2 separate regions of the Homo sapiens genome follow, and region 2 is linked to region 1. Evidence: chromatin contacts called from ENCODE Hi-C or POLR2A ChIA-PET data. All regions are on one chromosome and are shown on one strand. The core of a region is the stretch at or near the end of the contact, and the rest is flanking DNA. Distances in the headings are between cores, read along the strand shown.

Region 1 (3,327 bases), core at 341-2,840:
TGCCAAGAAATGTGGTAGGCACTAGGAATGCTGTGTTGAAGACAATATAGATCCTGCTTCAGTGGCGCTTATACAGTAGTGCCTAGACAGGCAAGAGTCATGACATCAGGTGGTGACGTAAGCTAAGAACAATAAGACAGTGGAGGGAATGGAGAGTGACAGAGTTACTATTCCAGAGTGTGTGGTCAGGAAAGACTTCTCTGGTGAGAGACTTGATGAAGCAAGGGAGAGAACATTCTGGAACAGGAAATCAAAGATGGAAATGTGGCAGGTTCAAGGACAGAAGAGCATATCAAGGATAACTCCAGGGTTCCGGGACTTCACTAATATGCTGAGTGGCAGGGCCATTTACTAAGAGGGGATGGGGAGCAGGAGCAGTTTTGAGAAGGTAGGGGAAAGGAAAAAGAATTCCATCGTGGACTGATGTTTGCTGTGTTTATTACACATCCAAAGGGAGGTGTTCAGAAAGGAGCCTGGGGTGCAGAGGAGAGGTCAGGGCTGGAGACTTAATTTGGCCACTGTCAGTCTATGAGACATGTTGAAAGATACAGGACTGACTGAGTGCACCTGAGTGAGGGAGGCAGAGAAGACCAGAATTTCTAAGTCAAGGAAATGCAAACATATTCCTAAATGTTGTCAAATTGTTCTTGAAAAAGTTTTGCCAACTTATACTTACCAATACCCCAGGAGAAGGCTGACTCCATACCCAGGGGTGAAAAATAAACTATTGTTTCCATTTAAATTTGTATTTATTTACTATGAATTAAATTGAGCACATTTCCAATGTTTCATTGGCCCTTTGCTCCATTTTATCCTGTGATATGCCTCTTCATGCCGTTTGCCCATCTGATCAATTGATAAGAATATTGATTTACAGGATTTATTGATCTATACATTTATTGATTTATAAGAGCTCTTAGAATATTTATATTTAAGAACATTAATTCTTTGTCATATGTTTTACAGCTTTTTATTTTTTCTTCTGATTTTCAAAGTGCTTTTTGAAGTTCAGATGATTAAAAGTTTTATGTAGTCAAGTCTAATAATATCTTTTCCTTTTAAAGCTTCTGAGTTCAATACTTAGAGCGGTCTTTTAAAATCTAAGACGGCAATAGGATTCCCCAGGTTTTCTTGTAATTAAAAGTTTCCAGTGTGTCTGATTTCTCTTATTTTCACTGCAGAATTACTCAGCAAAGGAATCCATGGAACTAATTTCTTTTTAGGCTCATTTGGCAACAGTTTGCTGCTGGTGAAGCAGGAGGAGGTTAAATAGCAGCTGCCAAGCTTTTGGTTGTGCCCAGAGCCCAGCACACGATAGGTGCTTAACATATCTTTACTGAAGGAATGCTTTGCTGGCTTTTGTTTTAACATGGGTAAAACTCTTCATAGTTGCCAAGTACTTCCCTGATGTTATCTCTTCCGAAGCTCCAGCCTTTCCTGCAGTAGAAAAAGGGGCCGGGGAGGAGGCCAGGGTGACTTGGTCAGCACTGACCAGAGCTAGGGACGACAGCTTTATAGAGGAAACGCCTCGCAGACGCCACTGGGGCAGTTCCTCTTCACCTTTCTTGGATTTGGTGACTGGAGAATTTCAAATACACAATTGCAGTTTCTACTCTGGAGCTCGCTTTGAGGAAGGAGAAAGTGTTTGCTACTCTAAACGAAATATATTGTAGGCAAAATGCATTTTGTTTTGCAAGCAGGGAGCTAGTGTGTGTGTGTGTGTGTGTGTGTGTGTGTGTGTGTGTGTGTGTGTGGTGGGGGGGGGGGTCCCAGTTTCCAGTCCTTTTCTTGTCACTTTCTGCCATCTACTGGCCATAGCACAAAATACTCTGGAATGACTTCAATGATGCCTATGAAGAAAGAGGCTTTATTCCTGTACGTTCTCAACCTGAAATGTAATTTCCCAGATAAATTTTGCCATAATTCACCAGGATCCAACATTTATTTTTTTCAAAATAACAGTTCTGTGAAGGGACTGAATTATTTGAGCAATGACTTTATTATTTTTGTTCCTTTGTCTGAGAAGCAGTATTTGAACTCTGACCACCTGAGTTTAAATATTGGCTGTATAATTTATTGTCTGTGTGACCTTCAGCAAGAAACTCAACCCCTCAGTGCCTTATTCTCCTCATTTGCAATGTGGATTTGATACTAGATCTTGCCTCTTAGGGTTTTGCTTAGATTACGTTGAGTTCTCAAATATAAAGCATATAGTATCTTGCACTGCAAGAGTACTCCATAAATGTTATCTGTTATTTGCTTGAAATCTATGTGAGTTTAGGTAGGCATTACTCTGGGACATAGAGAATTCCATAAATTAGGTATTTATAACCTATGCCCAATATTTGTGTACCAATTTTGTTTCCAAACTGCTTGCATTTTAACTCTGGAAATTCAGCCCAAAAACAGCAGCCTCTGTTCTGGAGCCCTCTTTATTACCTCCTGCTGGAATAATCCATATTACCTCTGAGCTCCCATAGCCCAGTATCTGGTCCTCTCTTGGACTGACGATTTCACCTTGGAATGTGAACTTGTCTCGCCTTGTACATTGCCTGGGTCCCTGAGGGTAAGACGCAGTCTGATTCATCATTATCTCTCACAGTCTCCCTTACACTATGTTATTCAGCAACTACTCAACAAATATTTGTTGAAAAGCCGAATGAATAATCTCATTTGATTCTCCCAGGAATCCTGAGTCAGGTACAGCAGATATGAATTGTGCACACTGAATAGATGAGGAATTGTGAGACTTGCCCCAGATGAGATGGAATGGGGCTAGAATTCAAGGCTGGGGAGAGTCTGTGACATGCCAAGAATGTGCATGAAAGAGAATCAAGGGAGCAACATAGAGGAAAAGGCTCATCCCCAGCCCGTATGCAATGGAGCTACACACTGAAGAATAATTTTGGTGGGGCTAGGAGGAAGGGTTTCGTGTCTGAAGCTGATCTTCTGGCTGTCATGCCTCATCCAAGTCCCACGGAACTGCATTTTCATAGTCCAGTGCCAACTTCCACATTTCCACTGTCTCATCAATGATTGTCAGTCTCATGACTAATGCTTTGGGACTAGATGTCAAAATATTTATTTCTCAAAATCACTTATGATTGTCAAGGGGCCACAGAACCCCTTCAGAATATCCCTGTTACTTATGATTAGGTACAAAGATCCTAGCTTTACTGGGAGTCAGGGACCATGAAGATGTCTCTATTCTATTATTCTCTATTACATTTTCATCCTTTGCTTCCACAGACGAAGGCCAAGTGAGTCTCTCCTGATGATGTTCAACCTTCATTCAACAAGTTGAATAATTACAACAAGCCATAATTA
Region 2 (3,327 bases), core at 209-2,708, 290 kb before region 1:
AACTGACTATTCGCTCTGAGTTGGAATATTTTCTGCTTATTACAAACTCGATTTTTTTGAGACAAAGTCTAACTCTGTTGTCCAGGCAGGAGTCCAGTGGCACAATCATAACTTACTGCAGCCTCAAACTCCCAGACTCAAGTGATCCTCCTGCCTCAGCCTCCCCAGTAGCTGGGACTACAGACACATGCCACCACCTCGGCTAATTTTAAAAAGTTTTGGGAGAGGTGACGTCTTGCTGTGTTGCCTAGGCATGTCTCAAATTTCTGAATTCAAGCAATCCTCCAGCTTTGGCCTCTCAAAGTTTTGGGGTTACAGGCGTGAGACACTGCACCCAGCTGCAAACTATTAAGAAAAAGTAATGAAAGGCTGAGCTCTTTTCTTTGTAGCTAAGCCTCTTGAGAAAGTTCTGAGGCTGCTGCATCTCCCATTCCGTCCTCAGCTCCTTACATCGCAGCTGGCAGCTCCACCACTGTGTGGGCACTGACCACCCCACCCCCCCGAAGGGACCAGCCATCTCCTGTTGGCCATGGTGAATGTTTTTCAGTCCTTATCTGACCTCCCTTTGGAATTGGACATTGACCAGATCCTTCTCCTTGAAGCGTTACCATCTCGGGTAGTCCCCTGCTCGAGATGTTTCTCCTGCTTCCCTGGGTGTTCCCTTTCACTGTTTGTTGAAGGTTCTCCTCCTGCTGGTCACCCATTGAATGTAGGTGTCAGGTGTCATCTAGCATTGGATCCCATGTCCTCCTGTCACACTTTTTTTTTTTTCCCTGGCGGGTATTCACAGCTGGGTTTGTTCACATGACCGCCACAATGAACTCATATTTAACTCAGACCTCTCGTTGGGGGCCCCCAAATTTCAACTGCTTGTCAGGATCTTTCCATGAGACTGGCCACAAGTATCTTAAACAGAGAATTCTTAGACAGAATTCATCTACTTTTTCCTTAAACCTATCTTTTCTCCTATATTCCCTACCTTGGTGAGGGTGTCACCTCTGATGAAGTTAAACACACTGGGGGTTTGGATCAACCTAAACTCATTTTCCTTCACCCTCTTTATGCAGTAAGTACCAAGTCTTTCCTGTTACTCTAAGGTAGTTCCTTTTTCCTAGTCCAAGCCAGTCCTACTTGTCTGCAGATTCAGTATGTTACCTTACCTCCTGCAGGAAAATTCCCCAGCATTCTGTACCCAGCCCTTATCCTGGGATTGGTCTCCCCTCGATTAAGCTCATTCAGGCTGGTGCCTTGCCTCATTCACCATCATTTCCCCAGGGCCTAGCAGGGTGGTGCCTTGGAAATAATTTAATTTGGTGGAAGTGTCTTAGTACGATTTCATGGCTAATGGGTGTGCTACTCTTGTCATTCAGAGATGGGGCTGGGACATCACCTCTGTGGACATTGTGGTCCTAAGAGCCCCGTTCCTGGGTGCCTGCCATTTGCTTGCGTCAAGTTGGACATGACAGCTACGGGAAAATGATTGAGGGCAGAAGGCAGTTTTGGTGCGACAGGAAGAGCACAGGCTTCCAGGGCTTTGCTGTAAGATCAGGAGAGAATAATGCATCAGAAGTACCTGATGCTGAGTCTGTTCTCAGGAATGGTGTGTTTGAGGCAGCTGCCCATTGCCCGGTGCTTGCCATGTGCTTGGATGCAACCATGGCTAAAAGGTTTCCTATCTGGCTATGTGGTGATTGACTGTGGGTCGCCTTCCTATGGTATTTCTGACTCCTCGAGTGTAATATAAAGGTCTTCGCAGAGGTAGGGCTAACGGAGAGGCAGCGGCAGTTGTTCAATGTTCTATAATGTAAATTGAAAGATTTTTCTTTAGTTTTAAGCTGAGTTTTCCACATTCTCATTACTAGTTGGGGAGGAATGGGAAAGTGGTGACATTATTCGCAGCATTCCTATGACCATTCTCTGGTTCTACAGAAGAGGTGTGTTTGAGGAAGGCACCCAAGTTTCCTGACTATTTCTCACACTTCTCCATCACAAGAAAGCCCTATGTACAAAATGATGAGAGTCCCAAGAAGCATCATTTGCTCTAGGCTTGTCCTTACTGTGGAAGCTCAGAGACTCACCTTTGATCTAAAATAAATAAACAAAAAGCCATAAGGCAAACCTTATTGAAGTAGGTGATGTCGGGTGTGTTTGCTGCTGAACGCATACAAACACTTTATATGCAGATAAAATAAAATGACTCACAACATTGCTGACATTAGTGTGTGTTCTTCCTGCAGCTAAGTACATCATAGGATTTTACCGAATTACACCGACTAATTGTTTATTGACCAACATCACACTAGTGGGATCACAAGACCACATATGACAGTGCTGCACTTTGCTTTGAGAGAGGAAAGGGAAGAATGAACCTGAGGAGAGCTGACTGAAATGTAATAATTCTGTACCGAGATTTGAAGTGAAAATAGAATGCCAATTTTGAGTTTTCTGTTTCTTAAACTCTATTTTAAATGTTTATTTTGTCTTACAAATGTACGTCTACATATTAGACATAAAAATGGAAGCGAGGCAGCTGCCGTTAAATTCTGGCTTCAGTCTCTTCTAAGATTCAGTCCTTCTGATTACTGAGCTGTGTCAAAGATGCCATATCTAAAAAAGAAGTCAACGTCTTTCCTACTTCATCTTCAATACTCACATATACTTAGGACAGATTATCTCTTACATGTCATTAGATATTAGTTTTGAAGATTTAATGAGTTCCTGTAAAGTACTTAGAATAGTGCCTTTCATAATAAATACTGTATAGTGTTTGCCATTTTATTATTGTTATTGCTTATTTTTAACAAAAATTGTATTTAAATTTGCTTGTAGTGACATGTTTCTCCAAGTGTATGCTAGTATAATTTTCACAGTGTGAATTTAAAACTCTGAATCTCTCATTTAATTGGATCTTATCCTTTTGGTTGGAATTTCCTTTAGAGATACTTTGTCAACTTTTGTAGAGTTAGGCTGGTAATATATATTTTCAATAATCAATACTAATAGGTTTTTAAAATGACAGATTTGAGCAACTTTTCACTTAATTTTTCTAAGATCTTCTGCAAAAACTGAGGGAAGCCTGAATACATCCTATGCAAATAATTGACATAAGGATAACACAGTTTCATTTATGTTTTCCCTATTTTTTTCTGTGATATTGTTATTTTTAACATTATTGCGCTATATTTTATTATGGAACACTTTTTTACACAACTAAATCACTCTGTCTTTATTTTGATCATTTGTTCCAAGTCTTCAACATTTTTTCGTAACGTTTAAATGCTAAAACTGTTTAGTTGGCCTCGCACAGTGGCTCCTGCCTGTAATCCC

The links. A loop is a pair of places that touch in the nucleus more often than their neighbours do. ChIA-PET counts read pairs that join two places held with the same protein, here RNA polymerase II (POLR2A).
Region 2: a map of Caco-2 shows a loop between it and region 1 (5-fold over the local background). The contact joins two enhancer-like sites. A Hi-C loop is called at or near these places in 1 of 168 maps with a recorded cell type or tissue (Caco-2). POLR2A ChIA-PET finds 5 or more read pairs at or near these places in 1 of 52 experiments (T-cell).

The regions. Positions count from the first base shown.
Region 1 is chr1:214,212,599-214,215,925 of GRCh38, reverse strand. No RefSeq gene overlaps it. Among named protein-coding and RNA genes, the nearest start is that of SMYD2, 67 kb to the left of the region's middle. Within about 2 kb of position 1,590, at least 4 of the 41 ENCODE cell types and tissues checked have a DNase peak (open chromatin) inside an H3K27ac peak, as active enhancers do.
Region 2 is chr1:214,502,627-214,505,953 of GRCh38, reverse strand. All of the region lies in intron 1 of PTPN14 (protein tyrosine phosphatase non-receptor type 14), which reads left to right. Among named protein-coding and RNA genes, the nearest start is that of PTPN14, 47 kb to the left of the region's middle. RefSeq lists an enhancer at 1-950. Within about 2 kb of position 1,458, at least 3 of the 41 ENCODE cell types and tissues checked have a DNase peak (open chromatin) inside an H3K27ac peak, as active enhancers do.